Linked DNA regions of Homo sapiens: region 1 is linked to region 2. The links are chromatin contacts, found by Hi-C or POLR2A ChIA-PET in ENCODE. All regions are on one chromosome and are shown on one strand. Each heading gives the region's core, a stretch centred on a gene start or an enhancer-like site at or near the end of the contact. The rest is flanking DNA. Distances are from core to core; before and after follow the strand shown. Region 1 overlaps INSR (insulin receptor). Region 2 overlaps INSR (insulin receptor).

The links. Hi-C counts contacts between places; a loop is a spot of excess contacts on that map. ChIA-PET counts read pairs that join two places held with the same protein, here RNA polymerase II (POLR2A). Pooled maps may share reads with other maps.
Region 1: a loop to region 2 is called in a map of endothelial cell of hepatic sinusoid, with 5 times the contacts of the local background. The contact joins two enhancer-like sites. A Hi-C loop is called at or near these places in 1 of 168 maps with a recorded cell type or tissue (endothelial cell of hepatic sinusoid) and 2 of 50 pooled maps. POLR2A ChIA-PET finds 5 or more read pairs at or near these places in 5 of 52 experiments (HCT116, WTC11, activated CD4-positive, alpha-beta T cell and 2 more).

The regions. Positions count from the first base shown.
Region 1 is chr19:7,146,747-7,150,649 of GRCh38, forward strand. It overlaps INSR (insulin receptor), which reads right to left. Exons shown (of 22, transcript NM_000208.4): 11 at 3,751-3,786. Among named protein-coding and RNA genes, the nearest start is that of ZNF557, 79 kb to the left of the region's middle. Within about 2 kb of position 2,510, at least 2 of the 41 ENCODE cell types and tissues checked have a DNase peak (open chromatin) inside an H3K27ac peak, as active enhancers do.
Region 2 is chr19:7,270,789-7,274,621 of GRCh38, forward strand. All of the region lies in intron 1 of INSR (insulin receptor), which reads right to left. Among named protein-coding and RNA genes, the nearest start is that of INSR, 22 kb to the right of the region's middle. Within about 2 kb of position 1,448, at least 4 of the 41 ENCODE cell types and tissues checked have a DNase peak (open chromatin) inside an H3K27ac peak, as active enhancers do.

The sequences.
Region 1 (3,903 bases), core at 1,260-3,759, 120 kb before region 2:
ATAACCACTTAATTTTTCTGCTTCTTTTTGAATCCATTTAGACAAGTTAAATTTTCCCACCTTACTGAAACTTTCAAATTTAGCAAGTGCACCATTGTCCAAAGAACTTAACACATTAAAATTTTCTTCAGACGCTAGTTTTATGTCATCTTCTTTCCTTCTGGTTTGTGTTTTCCCTTTGATTATGTTTACCATAGGCTTAGCTGTTATTGCTTTTCCCTTCCTAACACATTTATAGTTTTATAGTTTAAAGTTTATTTCTTAATTTATCAATCCATTTAAGTCTGCTAAGTAACATCAAAGCCAAGCTTTGACAATATTCTACAAGTTAAGGTATGTGATATTCACATTTTCATTATTTTCCAAAAGGACTTCAATGGAAGTTTCCATTTCTGCTTTGGCCCGATAGATATGTAAGTGTTTAACTTTTTAACTTTTTTTTTTTTTAGACAGAGTCTCGCTCTGTTGCCCAGGCTGGAGGGCAGTGGCGTGATCTCGGCTCACTGCAACCTCCACCTCCCAGGTTCAAGTGATTCTTCTGCCTCAGTCTCCTGAGTAGCTGGGACTACAGGCGCACGTTACCACATCTGGCTAATTTTTGTATTTTTAGTAGAGAAGGGGTTTCACCATATTGGCCAGGCTGGTCTCAAACTCCTGACCTCAGGTGATCCGCCTGCCTGGGCCTCCCAAAGTGCTGCGATTACAGGTGTGAGTCACTGCGCCCAGCCTGTAAGTGTTTAACTTTTAACCACCAAGAAGTGAAGTTTTCTGTTTAATCTTTTGAAATTAACTTTTAGTTTCTATTGCAGCGTCATCAGAAAATGTGTGGTCAGAAAACAAATCCTACTTTGGGGGCATTTCTTAAGATTCTCTTTATGGTCTTTTTGTATTAAAAGACTAACAACATTGTAGAATGGAAAAGAAAACAGCTCCACCACTTATCAAGCCAAAGATATGTCCGTATTAGCAAGATTCAGATAATTTCTATACAGGCACAAATGGGTCTCGTGAAAATAACCAAGACGTTGGTGCTTCATGAGTAACTACTGAGAAATTGGTATCTCAACAACCAGAGATGTAAAATGGGCTCATCAAACAGGCCAAATGAGTTTATATACCAAAAAGATTATAACCAAAAAGACCATGAAGTGGCAAAAGACAAAGCATCAACTGATTTTTTTTTTTGAGACAGAGTCTTGCTCTGTTGCCCAGGCTGGAGTGCAGTGGTGTGATCTTGGCTCACTGTAACTTCCAATTTCTGGGTTCAAGCGATTCTCCTGCCTCAGCCTCCCAAGTAGCTGGGATTACAGGCGTGCATCATCATGCCCGGCTAATTTTTGTATTTTTAGTAGAGACGGGGTTTCGCCATGTTGCCCAGGCTGGTTTCAAACTCTTGACCTCAGGTGATCTGCCTGCCTGGGCCTCCCAAAGTGCTGGGATTACAGGCATCAGGCATGAGCCACAGCACCTGGCCTAGGCAGCATTTTATTATCCAGCAATCCCACACTAACCTGGTCATCTCAACCAAGGGTCCTTCTGACCCCATCACCCAGGGGGATATTTAGCAATGTCTGAAGATATTTTTGGTTATTACTACTTTAGGGGGAAGACACACTACTGGCATCAGATGAGTGGAAGCCAGGGATGCTTCTCAGTGTTGTTGGACAGTGCCCTAGAATAATCTGACCCCAAATATTATTTATTATTATTATTAGTATTATGTATTTATTCTTTTTTTTTTTTTTTTTTGAGACAGAGTCTCGCTCTGTCACCCAGGCTGGAATGCAGTGGCGAGATCTCGGCTCACCGCAACCTCCGCCTCCAGAAATCAAGTGATTCTCCTGCCTCGGCCTCCCAAGTAGCTGGGACTACAGGCGTGTGTCACCATGCCCGGCTAATTTTTATATTTCTTGTAGTAACGGGGTTTCACCATCTTGGTCAGGCTGGTCTCGAACTCCTGGCCTCAAGTGATTGCCCCGCCTGGGCCTCTCAAAGTGTTGGGATTACAGGCGTGAGCTACCAAGTCCAGCTGTGGCCCCAAATATTATTTTATTTTTATTTTTTTTGAGACGGAGTCTCGCTCTGTGGCCCAGGCTGGAGTGCAGTGGCACGATCTTGGCTCACTGCAAGCTCCGCGTCCCAGGTTCACGCCATTCTCCTGCCTCAGCCTCCCGAGTAGCTGGGACTACAGGCGTGTGTCACCACGCCCGGCTAATTTTTATGTTTCTTGTAGTAACGGGGTTTCACCATCTTGGTCAGGCTGGTCTCGAACTCCTGGCCTCAAGTGATTGCCCCGCCTGGGGTAGCTGCGTCACCACGCCCAGCTAATTTCTTGTATTTTTAGTAGTGACGGGGTTTCACCGTGTTAGCCAGGATGGTCTCGATCTTCTGATCTCATGATCCGCCCGCCTCGGCCTCCCAAAGTGCTGGGATTACAGGCGTGAGCCACCCGAATATTATTAATAGCAGGACTGAGATTGAGATCTGCTTTGGACCAAGCCCGTACATTTTTAGACCCTTCTTGGCTACAGTTAGTATTGCAAATGGCCACTAGAGGGCAGATCAGGCCACACAGGTGCCTGGGAAAAAATAAATAAATAAACACTCTGCTAAAGGAAGAAAATCTCTCCAAGTGGTCCCAACTTGCCTCTTTAGTCTCACCTCCTGTTCCTCCCAAAAGCCACGACAGGTAAACATCTCCTTGCCTTTCTCCCAAGTTCTCCAAGCTTTTTCTCTCTCCCAGGACCATACTGCTTCATTCTCTTAAGACTCAAGTTGAAAAGAAACGTCCCTGGCCAGGGGCGGTGGCTCACGCCTGTAATTCCAGCACTTTGGGAGGCCGAGGCGGGCGGATCGCCTGAGGTCGGGAGATCGAGACCAGCCTGACCAACATGGAGAAACCCTGTCTCTACTAAAAGTACAAAAATTAGCCGGGCGTGGTGGCGCATGCCTGTAATCCCAGCTACTCAGGAGGCTGAGGCAGGAGAATTGCTTGAACCCGGGAGGTGGAGGTTGTGGAGAGCCGAGATCGCACCACTGCACTCTAGCCTGGGCAACAAGAGTGAAATTCCATCCAAAAAAAAAAGAAGAAGGAAAGAAGGAAGGGAGGGAGGGACGGACGGAGGGAGAGAGGGAGGGAATAAAGAAAAGAAAAGAAAGAAGGAAAGAAAGAAAGAAGGAAAAAAAGAAAGAAGGAAGGAAGGAAGGAAGGAAGGAAGGAAGGAAGGAAGGAAGGAAGGAAGAGATCCCTGACTCTCCTCCGTGGAATTCAGTGAGCGACACGGTGTTCTTTTGTTCATACCCTGTCGCCCTTTCATGAAAATATTCTGTTTCCAGATCAACCTCCATTCATGGTGTAGGAGCTGCTGGGTCGGGGCACCCAGCCGCGGGGAGCTCAGACTCCGGGGACCCCCACCCACCTCTGCAAATGCACGCGGGAGGTGCAGAGATGTTTAGTGAGCAAACAGTGGCTGCAAACAGAAGGCAGGGAGGGGGTACCCAGGAAGCACTCCCATGATTCTATGTTTTAGCAAGAGTGTGTTAGTGAAGGTTTCTCCCCACATTCATGCCCAGATTTCATTTCAGAGTGAAGGCATTGGATTTCTGAATTGGTGAAGCATCTGCTCTCCAGCACAGCTGCCCGCCGCATGCAAAAAGCCACAGAAACCCCTGGGTTCTCCGAGGCATCTGCCTGGCACGCCGCCGGCCCTGCGCGGAGCAGGCACCAGGGGTCGCACAGGTGAGTCATACCTAGGGTCCTCGGCACCAGTGCCTGAAGAGGTTTTTCTGTGGAAACAAAACCAACGCCTTTGAGGACAGAGGGAACTTCATTAGACAGACCACTGGGCTCTGACACTTGGAGGCCACATGTGTCCGAGTAAGGGCACCCTGGCTTTGACCCTG
Region 2 (3,833 bases), core at 198-2,697:
GCCAGCTCATGGCTGTAATCCCAGCACTTTGGGAGGCCAAGATGGGCTGATCACGAGGTCAGGAGATCAAAACCATCCTGGTTAACACGGTGAAACTCCGTCTCTACTAAAAAATACAAAAAAATTAGCCAGGCGTGGTGGCGGGCACCCGTAGTGGCAACTATTTGGGAGGCCGAGGCAGGAGAATGGCATGAACCCGGGAGGCGGAGCTTGCAGTGAGCCGAGATCACACCACTGCACTCCAGCCTGGGCGATGGAGCAAGACTCTGTCTCAAAAAAAAAACAGAAAAAAAGGAAAGATTAACTGGCTGTTGGACATTAGAGAAATACAAATTCAAACCACAGTGAGATACCACTTTATCCCCACTAGGATAGCTAAAACCAAAAAGAGTGACAATTACAAGTGCAAAGAATGTAAAGAAATGGGCCGGGCACCGTGGCTCACACTTGTAATCCCAGTTCTTTGGGAAGCCAAGATAGGCAGATCACCTGAGGTCAGGAGTTCAAGACCAGCCTGGCCAACACGGAGAAACCCCGTCTCTACTAAAAATACAAAAAACAACTAGCTGGGCGTGGTGGCAGGCGCATGTAGTTCCAGACACTTGGGAGTCTGAGGCAGGAGAATCACTTGAACCTGGGAGGTGGAGGTTGCAGTGAGCCAAGATCACTGCACTCCAGCCTGGGCGACAGAGCGAGACTCCATCTCAAAGAAAAAATAAAATGTAGAGAAACTGGTATCCTTTTGCATTCCTGATGGGGATGTAAAACAGTGCAGCCACTGTGGAAAACACTCTGGTAGTTCCTCAAAATATTAAACCAAGAATTGCCATATGACCTGGCAATTCCACTCCTAGGTAACTACCTAAGAGAAATGATACTATACGTCCACACAAAGACGTGTACACAAATGTCTATAGCAGCATTATTCATAATAGCTGAGGCTGAGTGCAGTGGCTCACGCCTGTAATCCCAGCACTTTGGGAGGTAGAGACGGAAGGATTGCTTAAACCCAAGAGTTCAAGACCAACCTGGGCAACATAGCGAGTCTCCATCTCTATAAAAATTTAAAACATTAGCTAGGAATGCTGGTGTGTGTCTCTGGTCCCAGCTACACGGGAGACTGAGGCAGGAGGATCGCTTGAGCCTAGGAGGTCAGGACTGCAGTGATCTGTGTTTGTACCCCTGCACTCCAGCCTGGGCAACAGAGCAATATCTTGTCTCAAAAGTAAATACAGGCTGGCCGCAGTGGCTCACGCCTGTAATCCCAGCACTGCGGGAGGCCGAGGTGGGCGGATCACGAGGTCAGGAGATTGAGACCATCCTGGCCAACATGGTGAAACCCCATCTCTACTAAACATACAAAAAAAATTAGCTGGGCATGGTGGCGAGTGCCTGTAGTCCCAGCTACTTGGGAAGCTAAGGCAGAAGAGTCACTTGAACCAGAGAGTTGGAGGTTTCAGTGAGCCAAGATTGCACCACTGCACTCCAGCCTGATGAAAGAGTGAGACTCCGTCTCTAAATAAATAAATAAATAAATGTAAATAAAAGGCCAGCCACAGTGGCTCACTCCTTTAATCCCAGCGCTTTGGGAGGCTGAGGCAGGTGGATCACCTGAGGTCGGGAGTTGGAGACCAGCTTGGCCAACGTGGTGAAAACCTGTCTCTACTAAAAATACAAAAATTAGCTGGGCGGGGTGGCGCATGCCTGTAATCCCAGCTGCTACGGAGGCTGAGGCAGGAGAATGGCTTGAACCTAGGAGGCGGACGTTGCAGTGAGCTGAGATCGTGCCTTTGCACTCCAGCCTGGGTGACAGAGCAAAACTCCATCTCAAAAAACAAAAAACAAAACCAAAAAAACCCCACGAAACAAAAACAAAAACAAACAAACAAACAAAAACAAAACAAAATTATGCCTCCAGTATAGCTGGAACCACAGACATGCACCACCATGCCCAGCTAATTTAAATTTGTTTTGTAGAGATAGTGGTCTCTCTATGTTGCCCAGGATGCTCTCAAACTCCTGAACTCAAGCAATCCTCCAGTCTTGGCCTCCCAAAGTGCTGGGATTACAGGTATGAACCTTCTCCATAAAAGAAGTCAAACAGAGAAGGCCACATGTTGTCTGACTCCATTCATACAAAAAAATCCGAAAGAGGCAAATCCATAGAGACAGAAAATAGATTCGTGGCTGCCAAGAGCTAGGGAAATGGGGGATGGAAAGTAGTAGCTAGAGGGTACAGGGTTTCTTTGAAGATGATGCAAATATTCTAAAACTGACTGTGGTCACAGTTGCACAACTGTAAATGTCCTCAAAACCACCTAACTGCACACTTAAAATGGGTGAATTGTATGTCATGTGAATTCTGTCTCACTAAAGTTGTTATGAGTAAAGATTAAACAGCTATAATTGTAGGGAACAATCAAGAATTGCTTTTCTTTTTAAATATCCTATGAATCTAACTCTTAATTCATTAAAGCCGTATGTGTCCCTATTAGTGAAAGACAATAGAGCAGTTTACCACTGGGACAGAAAATACCCAGAGGATGTTAGAAATGAAGGCAGAAATAGACACGAGGACTTCTGCTGGCTTTTAACATCTCTGAGTGGGCGTGAAGGATGCTTCAAGTTCTTCATAATGGGTACCTGGTTAATGGCCACTCTTTGTACAGGTAGAAAAAGGCAATGAGGAAGAGGGTGCTAAGTGACAGCTAATATTTTCTTTTTTCTTTTTTTTTTTTTCTTTAATTGAGACTTGAGTCTTACTCTGTTGCCCAGGCTGGAGTGCAGTGGCATGATCTTGGCTTGCTGCAAACTCCACTTCTGGGGTTCAAGCAATTCTCCTGCCTCAGCCTCCCGAGTAGCTGGGATTACAGGCGTGTGCCACCACACCTGGCTAATTTTGTATTTTTAGTAGAGATGGGATTTCATCATGTTGGCCAGGCTGGTCTCGAACTCTGACCTCAGGTGATCCGCCCACCTCGGCCTCCCAAAGTGCTGGGATTACAGGCGTGAGCCACCGTGCCTGACCACCATCTCCGTACTAAAATATGCCGAATGGGCCAGGTACCATGGCTCACACCTGTAATCCCAGCTACTCAGGAGGCTGAGGCAGGAGAATCGCTTGAACCCAGGAGATGGAAGTTGCAGTGAACTGAGATCATCCCGTCGCACTCCAGCCTAAGTAACAAAGCAAGACTCCATCTCAAAATAAATAAATAAATAAATAATTCCCACATATAATCAATCCTAAAAAAAAAATGATTAATGAGATAGTCCACAGCAGTGGTCCCCAACCTTTTTGGCACCAGGGACCAATGGTAGAAGACAATTTTTCCACGAACACGGGATGGGTGGTGATGGTTTTAGAATGAAACTGTTCCACCTCAGATCCTCAGGCATCAGTTAGATTCTCATAAGGAGCAGGCAACCTAGATCCCTTGTATGCACAGTTCACGACAGGATTCGAGCTCCTATCAGAATCTAATGCTGCCATTGTTCTGACACGAGGCGGAGCTCAGGCGGCAATGCTCACCTGCCCTCTGCTCACCTCTACTGTGCAGCCCAGCTCCTAACAGGACATGGACTGCTACTGGTCTGTGGCCTAAGGGTTGGGGATCCCTGGTCTGCAGGATTTTTTTCCCATGACGCCTACGAGATGTGGTGTGTGCTTTACCCTGGCAGCCCATCTCGAAACGGAGGCTCATTTTTCTTTAAAAATAATTGATTTGTCGCCCAGGCGTGGTGGCTCACGCCTGTAATCCCAGCACTTTGGGAGGCCGAGTCGGGTGGATCACGAGGTCAGGAGATCAAGACCATCCTGGCTAACCATGTGA